3 separate regions of the Homo sapiens genome follow, and regions 2 and 3 are each linked to region 1. A link is a contact called in ENCODE Hi-C or POLR2A ChIA-PET data. All regions are on one chromosome and are shown on one strand. Each heading gives the region's core, a stretch centred on a gene start or an enhancer-like site at or near the end of the contact. The rest is flanking DNA. Distances are from core to core; before and after follow the strand shown. Region 1 holds the start of DCTN4 (dynactin subunit 4). Region 2 overlaps LOC124901108 (a long non-coding RNA gene). Region 3 holds the start of ZNF300 (zinc finger protein 300).

Region 1 (3,587 bases), core at 536-3,035:
TGTGGATTCAGCTCAAGTCTCCAGCCTTTCTGTACCTGCAGGCTCTGGGACTTCATTTTAACAGCATAGTCCAGAAAAGGGAATTTAAACTCAGTAGAGACTAGTTTATAAACCAGAAAACCAACGAATTCATTAACCTAAAGAAATAATTGCAAATGAGTTGGCTAGTAATATATTCTCTCCTAGGAGCAGATGTCACCTATGAAACTAAATTAGTGCCAGGCTATTGCTTGGTGAACAAGTAATGACTTTTAGGCTCAATTGGTAAAGCGTGACATAAATTGTGAGATTAGCACTGTATAAGCTGAAAAGGTCTATATAAATGTAAGGTATTATTAACATCACCATATTAGAAAATATGCTGGAGGGAGTATACATAGGGGTTATACCTGCAAGCACTAGAGTCAGAGAGAAAAGGGTTCTACCTCCATCTATGAAACCTTATAGAGGAGTCACTGCACTTCCCTGTGCCTCAGTTTCCTGCTCTGTAAAATAGAAATAATGATAGCCACATGCTTTTTGGAGCTGTTGTAAGAATTAAATTAGACAATGTATGTAAAGTTTTGACACAGTGTGCTGCACTTAATAAGTGCTCAATAAATGTTTGCTAATAGTATTCAGTTCCCTTTCTTCTCAATCACCAACTCTAACGTCAGACAGGTAATAATACAACACTACTACAATTATAAAAATGTAGACCTGGTGGCAGGCAACAGAGGCTCCAGTTTCTGCTAGGCAGTTCTAGGTGGTCATTTTACATACTGGGGAGTCCCAGTTAGAGAAAGGGAGTCAGGCTAGTGGGACCAAGGGATAGCAAGAAGAGCAGATGCACTCTAAGTCTGCCTTTCTTCATGGTGCAGGACACGTAGCCCTCCTGTGCAAATAACTCACAATCTTCCTGCACTCAGCTATCACGAGACACATGCAAGTTAGCTCCCTGTAACCTTGGAGTTCTCGGTACTGCACAGCACTCTGCAGCCCAAGAACCATCGGATAAAATCTCCAGCAAGCCTTTGTTTCCTTGAAGTCAGCTCCTCTCTGGCTGGTCTGCCCATTGCAACCTTTCAACGTATTTTCATACCTTCTCTAATAAATCTGCATTTCTTTACCTAAAACTGTTGATAAATTATTTTCCCACCCATGTAATACCAGTCTCACGTAGTCGCTGCTCACCCAAGAGGCAGACCTGAGCCTTAGTTTACACATTAGAAAAACGTAGACGCCTACCAACATTGTTCATTCATTGATTTCATTCCCTCCTTTTCATACTTATTGAAGGTCCACAATACAGACTTAGACCTAACGCTAACTATGTACTCAAAAACCTGCGTTTCAAATGAGATAATGTATGTGAAAGTTCCCAAAGGCCATTGGCAAGACTCAGAAGACAGTGCTGGTGTGACTCCTGTCTTGCAGTCCCCACGGAGCCCTGTCCCTTTGAGACCTTCCATTTGTCTCCTGGATGCTCGCCTGTTAAGTGGGGCAGAGGAGGCCGTCGTAAATAAGACAAAAGATCAGGCTTCCATTCTGGAAGAAAAGAATAAAAGGAGCTCACTGAGTCCAGACCTAATGGCAGTAAGGGCAGTGGACGCTCACAAAAGCGCTGGGGGACGGGCCCAGAGTTGGGGAGAAAACAGGGATCCCAGCTGCGCACGCGCGCTCTGGTTTTCGACGGGCGCAGAGCCGGACGAGGTGGGAAACCTAACGTCAAAGTCTACGTAGGAAGTCGTAGGGAAGGCAGCGAGGAAGACGCTGGCTCTCGGGTCACGTGATGCGCCGGGAGCGTCATCGCCTCCTCCCTCCCCAAGATGGCGTCCTTGCTGCAGTCGGACCGGGTTCTCTATCTAGTCCAGGGAGAAAAGAAGGTTCGGGCCCCGCTCTCGCAACTCTACTTCTGCCGCTATTGTAGCGAACTGCGGTCGCTGGAATGTGTGTCTCACGAGGTAACAGAGTCGCCCTATAGCGAGTATGTGGGGTGGGGGGGGCGCGGCGTTCATGCTAGTCACTGCCACCGGAAGGCTGGAGCTATTTTCCTTCCTTACTGATTGGTTATGTCTTCCGTCACTCGGGTTTGCCTGCGATTTAATTTGCTTCTAATCTGTCACTTGGAAAGGAGGAGCAGCCTCGGGTGGGACTGAGCGGATCTTCTGGTTCTAGAGCGGCCTCTGATTGGACAAACTTGACTTAGGGACCGTGTCTGTCTGCGATGGGGCTTGGTAATTGGGTGGACTACGGAGAAAGGTCTGGGGGTGCTTAGTTCAGGCCACTTAAGGGGCGAAAAACTGCCTTTCCAGGATTTATTGCGAGGATGGAGGGAGGCGCAGGCGTTCTCATTCATAGTTCTCCCATCCTGAAAGTTCTGTTCCTCTTTTGTCCAGAAACTGGGCCCTCGTCAGACTGCCTTGCCCTGTTCCTGACTCAGGCCAAGGCCTGCAGCCGGGAAGAGGTTGGGGCGGCGTGAGTTATGTGAAAAGCGCTCAGAATACAGTATGTCATGTAAGAAGCTGAAAGTGTATTTATGGAGCTAGAGGACAATGCTGTCCTTCCCTGGCACAAGTGGGCGTCCGAAGTTGGATTTTTCAAAAAGAAGACCCCGGCCAGTAAAAAGTCACCAAATAACAAAACCCCAAAACTTCTGCAGCGCTTGGCACATCTTGTTTATTCAGTAAGCTTTAGGGATTAAAAGGCGAGTAAGACATAAAATGCGCTGTTTAATAAGCCATAGTCTTAGTGAAGAAAAAGCTGATAGTAGTAATAGTTGCTGCTTATTCGATACTTGCTATATGTCATGTGCTTTATGTAATCTTCAAACCAATTTAAGTGGATACTTTTTTTAAAAAATTTTTTTTACAGGTAAAGAAACAGATACAGAGTGTTCGCTGTAAGTCACACAGCCAGTAATTTGGGGGTGGGAAGGAGGACCTGGATTTGAATCTAAACAGCCTAACTCAGAGTGTTTTTTACTGAAGATCCCGGGACTGTTAAAATAAATGCATATGAAAACACATACTATAAGCCATTTTATGTGTTATTAATAACTTATTTTATTGAAGATACTTTTCATAATAGGAATAGTCAAGAAAAGCAATTAAATAATACAAGAAAAATCGTATATATTAAAAATATGGCATCGATTTTTCTTCTCATCTCCATTAGCACTTTCCTTATGTGTATCTCCTTGATGATTCCCTATTCCAGCTCCACCTCCAGAATTTATTGGATCATATTCTCCTGTGGTGAATAGAGTGCTCAGTCTCCATGATCTGTCTCTAAGACTCTCTTCAATTAGGACATCCAGTCTGTGACAGCATCTTTTACAGCCTGATGTGTACCTGTGATATGGAGGCCATTAGAGTTTAGGGAAAGATGAAGCTCTGAGGGCTGGGGCAGGCAGTGAAGTTCTAATGGAGAATCTGGGTCTGGAGCTGCACATGAACGGACAAGCAGAATTTGGAAAGGGGGCAAAAAGGAATGACTTGTATTTTGCCTTTTTTGATGAGTCAGTGCAGAGGTTAGTTAGCAATATTGTATTTTATGTTCCTGGAGATTATTTGAGCAACAACTTTATTAATCTTTTCAAATTGACC
Region 2 (3,587 bases), core at 543-3,042, 150 kb after region 1:
GCGGTAGCAGCAAGGTTGCTGCTACACCTGAATTCTCCTTGGCCTTGCCCATTTCCAGTGTTTTCCAGTTGGGGTAGTCAGTCCCAGAGGGATGTCCACCATGATCCCACGGTCCCGATCCCTTCTTCTAGTCCTTCAGGACAGACTGACCAATCTTGGCATCCTTCCTCCCTTCCTCAGCGGCCATCAGTATCAACCATCCCAACCGCCCAGCCTACTCTGACCCCTTCTCCTTCCTCCCTAGTCCTCCCTCCATTTCTGCCCACCTCCTGGGGCAGAAGGGACCAGTGTTGGATGGGCATGAGGTGGAGCTGGGGGGAGCCCCAGGAGCCATAGGAAACCAGCCCTTGGCACGAGGTAGTGGTGAGAGGTTGGGAAGAACTTCCAGCTGGGCACACTGGGTGGTCTCAGGAGAGATAAGGCTTCAGTTCAGCCTCAGAATAGTGGGTAACTTCAGATGAGTCCCTGCATCTTACTGAATTTCAGGTGCCCTCCTGGTAGAATGGAGACTCAGTCATTCATTTACTCATTTGTTCACTCAATGCATATTCACAGAACGCCTGCTAAGTGCCATCACTATTTTAAGTGCTGGCAGTACACAGTGAACAAAAGAGAAAGAAACTCTGCCCACGTGAAGCTCACATGTTAGCTGGGGTGGACAGATAAATAAATAAGAAAGTATGTCAGATGGTGTTAAATACGATGGAAAAATAAGCCAGAAAGGCGGCCTGGGAGTGCTACGTGTCATTAAGATAAAGAAACTGCTATGAACATAACAAATCTTAACAGATGCCATTCCGTGTTTTGTATAGCATATGCATTTCAAGTTCACTATTATGTTAAATCCTCATATGCAATTATAAAAAAAACACAAACCAACATTAGGTGACAAACTTAGAAACATAAGCCCTACAAACCCTTGGGAGACATATTTCTTAGGCTAATATTCTGATTATTCAATTGTTCACCATTTTAGAACCTTCCTATTCCATTCTGAATATGTCTACTATTTAGAAATGAGTATTTTTTGTAATCTTGTATATAAAAAATAAGATTTCATATGTTAGCATTCTTTTTTTGGAACATTCTTTTCCAAGTTCGTTATTGGTAGAGCATCTCCTCACTGTAAAACACATGATATGCAATGAGTTTGAGGACAATAATAATGATATCATATTGCTGTGAGGATTAAATAAGGTAACCTGTGTACATGCTCAATAGAAACAGCTGTTGTTATTATAATTATTGTTTTTGTGAAGTGGTGACTGAGGGCATTACAAGAGCTACCACGTATTGAATATTGAGCATGTGCTGGGCACTGTATCAATCTTGTTTCTTGTTTCTTCCTCACAATAACATTATGAGGCAGGCACCTACTGTTATCCCTCAGTTAACAGATTGAGGAAGCAGAGGCTCACAGAGGGTGAGTCTGTGCCCATGATCCCAGAGCAGGAAAATGACCAAGCTGGAACCTGACCGGTGTCTGTGGCCTGGCGTGGTCACTGGAGGTTTTCTGAGGGTCTGGGGAGAGGCCATTTCACACAGCACAGAGTCCTTTGTTCTGGCTCTGGCTCTGCCGTGCCTGTGACTGTGGCCACATGCCTCCACTCTTGGGCTTTGGTGACCTCCCTGCACAATGACAAGCCTGGGCCTGGGGTCTCAAAATGCTCTTCCAGCTTTAGACTGCCTGTGGAACTCAGCACCCAGGATGCTGGGGCACTCAAGCCTGTTCCAAGTGGACTCACTGAAGCCAGCCTGCTCACAGAACCAGCCAAGTCCCCAGTACGTCACATCTATTTCTGCCCTGCTGGGTTTATAAATACATGGGCCAGGGAACCAGCTTCAGAGGAACTGGGGAGACTGAAGTCATGGCTATAAATACGGGGCTGAGACTGGCTGAGGTCAGGCAGGGGTGTGGCAGGGCAGAGGCCACTCTGCACAAAGTCCAGTCTCCCTTGGCCACACCAGAAAATGGGGGCTCAGATGGGGAGGGACTTGCCCAAGGCTACGCAGTCAGCAGATGGGGAGAGGGCTGGCACACAGGGCCCTGGCTCTGAGACTGCTCCACACTGCCCCCCCCCGCCACATTCACAGTGCCCCCTCACCCTGTCCCCCAGTTTAAACAAGAGACTGAGACGGATACTATGATTTCGGTTTCTATAGTAAACTTATGCTGATAACATACTGCTTTTTATCTGTTGCATACATTGGGGCTCCCAAATATTGCATTGCAGAAAGGGTTCAAGGACTAAAAATTCAGAAAATGCCTAACCAGCCAGGCATGATGGCTCACGCCGATAATCCCAGCATTTTGGGAGGGCGAGGTGGGCAGATCACCTGAGGTCAGGAGTTCGAGACCAGCCTGGCCAACATGGTGAAACCCCATTTCTACTAAAAATACAAAAATTAGCTGGGCGTGGTGGTGCATGCCTGTAATCCCAGCTACTCGGGAGGCTGAGGCAGGAGAATTGCTTGAACCCGGCAGGTGGAGGTTGCAGTGAGCCGAGATAGAGCCATTGCACTCCAGCCTGGGCGACAAGAGTGAAACTCCATCTCAAAAAATTAAAAAAATTAAAAATAAAAATAGAAAATGCTTAACCATGCCTACCAAATGGGATCCCTTCTTCTCCATGCCAAGTGGCCCAGCTGTGTGCTGAAGCCAGCCACACTGTCTCAACAGCCAATGCACCCTTTCCCAGCTCTGCATTCAGGGACATTGTCAATGGCTTAAAATGGGCCACGGTGGGAGTAGTTACACCACAGAAACTGGCAGGTGCTACAAATCAAAGCTTTTTTTTCTCCAGAGAGCAAGTTGTTAGACATTTATCCACACACCGCTGGTTAAAACCATGACTAGTGAATCCCTATCATACCCATTTCCTGACTGTCTGAACTTGCCCCGGTTACTTTACTTCTGTGAGCCTCCAATCTTTCATCTGTGGAGTGGGAACCCTAACCACGCCTGCATCATAGCAACTGTGAGGGCTACCGGAGCTGGTGCCCCTAAGGGTTAGCATGGCAATTCCCAAACTTGTCCACCTCATCAGAATCACCTGAGGATCTTTTATACATTCCAAAGCTCTGGCCACACCCCAGACAAATTAAATCACAGCTTCTGGGGGTAGGACCTGGGATCAGCGTATTTTGAAGCTTCGCAGGTTGTTCCTATGCGCAGGTAGGTTTGGGAACCCTCACTCTTTGCAAGCACTATGTAGATGCCCAGAGATCATACAGGGATGGGGAAAGTGCAGACCCCACATCACTGCTCCATTGTTTAACTCCTGGGGTTTCAGGAAAAAAAAAATGTATTAAAAATAGTGGGTTTTATTCATTTGTTTTTTCTGTTTAAAAGCCTAACCAGCCTAAAGAAACCATGGGAGGAGAGGCTCTTACCCTCTCCTTTGCAGATGTGGGCCCGGCTGCCTCACACTCCAGAGCAGATGGGCCACAGGCTTATAGGTCCCAAGGAAGCTTCACTTCATGTGGTACCCAGCTGGCCAGCCAGGAAGATGGAGGGGCTTCTGGCTGGCCTCTCTTCCTCTCCTAGAAAGTCATGCTGGCCCTTTTGGGTCCATGGGCCAAAGGTT
Region 3 (3,587 bases), core at 358-2,857, 150 kb before region 1:
TTCTTAAGATGAAGAACTAAAGTTTTTACAATTCCTACAAGGCTCTCCGCATAGGAATAGTAGTAGAGTCTGGCCTTTTCCTGACTCTACAACTTCCACTGGCATCACTCCTTGAGGGTGAGGTATCTGAATTAATCATTACTATATACCTTTACCACTAAACTCAGTGTCTACACTGTCTTAAGCTCAAGTCAAGAAATAAATATTGATATAACTGTGGAAGTCTAAATAGAGATGAAGAGGTTAAGTGTTCACAACCAACTATTTCTTATCCTCTTTGTCTTGACCAACCTTTAGTCAGACTTCTCTCCTTCCCGCAGGCCCCTTCATTTTGGCTTCCCCTGAGTTGAAACACTGCACTAATGCACTATGATTCAAAACATCTCCCCTTAACCGCTTATTCTCAGAATTCCATGACAACAGAAACAATTTCTGTAGAAATGCCCTGGTTTTGCCACCTGCACACCCCTATCTCATATCCTTCTCCCTACAAAGTTCCTGCTAACCCTTCTTACTCTTCCCTATAAAAAAAAAAAAAGTCATTTTGTTGATATTGTGATTCTTGCAGATTTGAGATTGGAGCATTCTTCCTAATGCAACAGTGTTCTTTCTGAATACATTGTCTTCTTATCTAAGTGCATTTGTTTTGACATGAGAAATAAATTGCTAAATGTAAAATTGCTGCCTATTTCATAACATATCAAAAAGCATGACTCGTGTGAAAATTATGATTCAAAATTGTATTCATTTATACAAATGAAACATTGGTCTGTGAACATGCATTTTGCTTTTTTAAAGCTTGATGTAAGGTCTAAGGGTTAAGATAACAATTTTAGTATTCTCTTTGGCTGGTTCATTTTTAAAAAATCATGTTGTTGTTGTTGTTTCTGAAATCTAACCTTCTCAGTCTCTCCCTTATGTCTGTTCCAATTTTCAAGTCTCTTTTCTGTCTCAATCTGTCTGTCTACCACGCTCTACCCCTTAGATCCCCACTTCTATTCCTATGTCTATTTTTTTCTCTTCAGTCTCCCGTCTCTCCTCCTTTCTAGGCTGGCTCCTTTGTCCCCATTTCCCCCATTTTCTCTCTGATTCTCTGCTTCTCACTTCCCTCTCTTTGTGCCTCAGTCTCCTCTTCCCTGCTCTTAATTTCCCTTTTTCCTTCAGTCGACCTCTTATTACTTATTACTGCAATATCAAATTCCCTTATAAGGATTCCTTACCGTTGTTATTGGCATAATTACAGTACACAATGATTGTTCAGCCCCCAGATTTTGTCCCTCTCTCCCACAGTGAAATCTCCCTGGAGAGGACCGCACCATTCCACGCTTCCCCTCTGAGCAGTCGAATCTCCCGGCATGGGGCTGTACCATTCACAAACACGTCCATGGTACCATCTAAAATTCCTCCCCTTTCGTCAGAAGCATGCTTCCAATAGAGGAAGGTTCACTCCAACTTCCTCTTCAATCCCCCTTGTAAAATCTTTCTGCAAAAGTGTGCTCCTTAATGCTCCTTTCGCAGGCCTCCTTTCCGTCGCCTTCCCCTCCCTTCGCTGCCGCTGTGGTACAGCCCATTCTCGGGCTCAGCACTGGGCGAATCCTCCGCTAGTACGAAGACGACCGGGCTCTCAAGATGGCGGCCCCATGCGGAAACAGCTCCAGGGAGCAGCCATGTTGCTTCCTGAACAAAGCCTCTGAAGATGCGGAACGGGCAAAACCGCCCAGTACGGAACGGCGCAGCCTCGGGAGCCCGGTGTGGTGCTCGCGGACAGGAAGCAGGAGAGTTTGCCAATAGGGATGTGACAGCGGTTCCCATTAAGCGGTGATGGTGGTTTTGGGACCTGATAATCGAGCTGGGAGTCAGAGGCGGGATGTGTGCGGTGAAGGGTGAGTCTGTGGGATTGGTAATGGGAGGAGAGGAGCCCGTGAGGGTCAGTGGTAGGAGGTTTATGAAATCACTGGTGGGGGAAGTAGGTGGGATTAATGTTGGATTTATGTGGGAGTCCGAGATGTGATTAGTAACAGGGAAGTGAGAGGTGAGGGGGTGTCTATTAGGTCAGGAATGGCTTGCAGGTGGACTGACTGGTGGGTTTAACTGGGTTCAGTGATTTAGGGGACTCTGAGGAATCAGTGATGGGAGGCTATGGACTAAATGATGGGGGCGTCCATGTGTTCAGTGATGTGATGGACATGGGGGAGTTCAGTAGGGTATATGATTACTAGGCCTGAGAATTCCGAGATTTAGATGGGGACAGTAATGGGGCCACGGTGTCATGGTGGTCAGCCACATTTTACTGGGGAAGGCCTTTACTTAACGTTAAATTTCCACAGGTCATAGGCAACTGTTTGAGTTCTTAAAGGTCAACCCCTTTTCACATCTTTTCTTAGTCTACCATTGCCCACTAAGCATTTCTGATGGTACCCCCATCAAATGGTCATTTTAAAACAAGACCAAACAAATCAAAACTGATAAAATCATAATTAAAAGTTTGATTTCAGTTCTCCACTTTCTAAGTTTATTTAAATCATTTTATATTTTATTCAAGAGACATTTATTGAGCATCTGCGGGATATCCAGAGATGAGTATGATTGTTTCTTTTGTTTCCTTCCAGATGTTTTGATACCCCCATATAAAATAATCTGTCTGTCATGGGAGCCCCCACGTCCTCTGAAATAGTTCAGCTCTGTCTGCATGACTTGTCCTGGGACTGAGGAAAATTTACCAGGTATTTACCTTCCTGCATTGTGGTATACTCTTTTTTTTTCCAGTGGTTCCAACCTATCACCATTTTTGTATACAGACAATAGAGCTGTTGAAAAAGAGCAATAAAAATTTAAACAGAAAACATCTTAAAATTAACCTTTGAGTTCATGCACATTGATTTAGCAAGAGTTTTCTAAGTTGGGGGAAAATATAAGAGAGTTCTTGGAAAATTGTTGGAATTCAGCTGCTGGTTCTTTTTAGGAATAGGGAACACATGCCTCAGTTTTCCATTTGGTCATTCCCATTCTTACTGCCAAGGAGCTCCATCTTCACTTATATCCTTATATAGCTATCCATGATTATTGCCTCATGAAAATCTTCTATAAATAGAATTGCTGATTCCCAAGGGGAACAGTAAGTTGTTAGTAAATCAACTGGAAACATATCTTCACATCTATCCAATTATAAAACCTTGGTCAACTTCTATGTGATCATATTATAGGTACAAGAGGAGTAAAGAATGATCCCTCCTCCACATGGTGCCTGCTGAGACTTCTGTAAGGCTCAAACAACCTTATCCCACAGGGTAGCCCATTAGTTACTTGACTTCTGATGTTAGTTGTTGCAAGATTGGTGAATGTGAAAGCTGCAGTCTGGGTTTGGACTATGAAAAACATTCTGATCACCAGTTTTGCTTTTTCAGTCATCTGGCCTTTTGGAAGAGCAAAAAATGATGAAGTCCCAGGTGAGTTGCTTTTTAAAAAAAAAAAAAATTCTTCTTTGGTTTTTCATACAATCAAATGGAAAGTAAAGTTAGCTAAAATCTGGATGAAGGAAAAGGTGGTAACAACAAAGATCAAGACCTCGAAAGAGTTTCTAGGTAATA

Evidence for each region. Hi-C counts contacts between places; a loop is a spot of excess contacts on that map. ChIA-PET counts read pairs that join two places held with the same protein, here RNA polymerase II (POLR2A). Pooled maps may share reads with other maps.
Region 2: a loop to region 1 is called in a pooled map, with 1.8 times the contacts of the local background. The contact joins the enhancer-like site here to the promoter of DCTN4 in region 1. A Hi-C loop is called at or near these places in 1 of 168 maps with a recorded cell type or tissue (B cell) and 7 of 50 pooled maps. POLR2A ChIA-PET finds 5 or more read pairs at or near these places in 3 of 52 experiments (GM12878, Panc1 and activated B cell).
Region 3: a map of PC-9 shows a loop between it and region 1 (25-fold over the local background). The contact joins the promoter of ZNF300 here to the promoter of DCTN4 in region 1. A Hi-C loop is called at or near these places in 3 of 168 maps with a recorded cell type or tissue (PC-9 and dorsolateral prefrontal cortex) and 11 of 50 pooled maps. POLR2A ChIA-PET finds 5 or more read pairs at or near these places in 1 of 52 experiments (WTC11).

The regions. Positions count from the first base shown.
Region 1 is chr5:150,757,215-150,760,801 of GRCh38, reverse strand. DCTN4 (dynactin subunit 4) reads left to right here and starts at 1,785. Exons shown (of 13, transcript NM_016221.4): 1 at 1,785-1,943. The coding sequence starts at 1,809. RefSeq lists enhancers at 1,710-2,009, 2,440-2,509.
Region 2 is chr5:150,608,281-150,611,867 of GRCh38, reverse strand. LOC124901108 (a long non-coding RNA gene) reads left to right here. Exons shown (of 3, transcript XR_007058996.1): 3 at 3,353-3,587. It also overlaps a transcript of SYNPO not described here. Among named protein-coding and RNA genes, the nearest start is that of SYNPO, 31 kb to the left of the region's middle. Within about 2 kb of position 1,792, at least 15 of the 41 ENCODE cell types and tissues checked have a DNase peak (open chromatin) inside an H3K27ac peak, as active enhancers do.
Region 3 is chr5:150,903,000-150,906,586 of GRCh38, reverse strand. It overlaps ZNF300 (zinc finger protein 300), which reads left to right and starts at 1,607. Exons shown (of 6, transcript NM_052860.4): 1 at 1,607-1,883; 2 at 2,610-2,723; 3 at 3,405-3,446. The coding sequence starts at 3,432. LOC124901112 (a long non-coding RNA gene) reads right to left here and starts at 1,352. Exons shown (of 2, transcript XR_007058999.1): 1 at 1,221-1,352.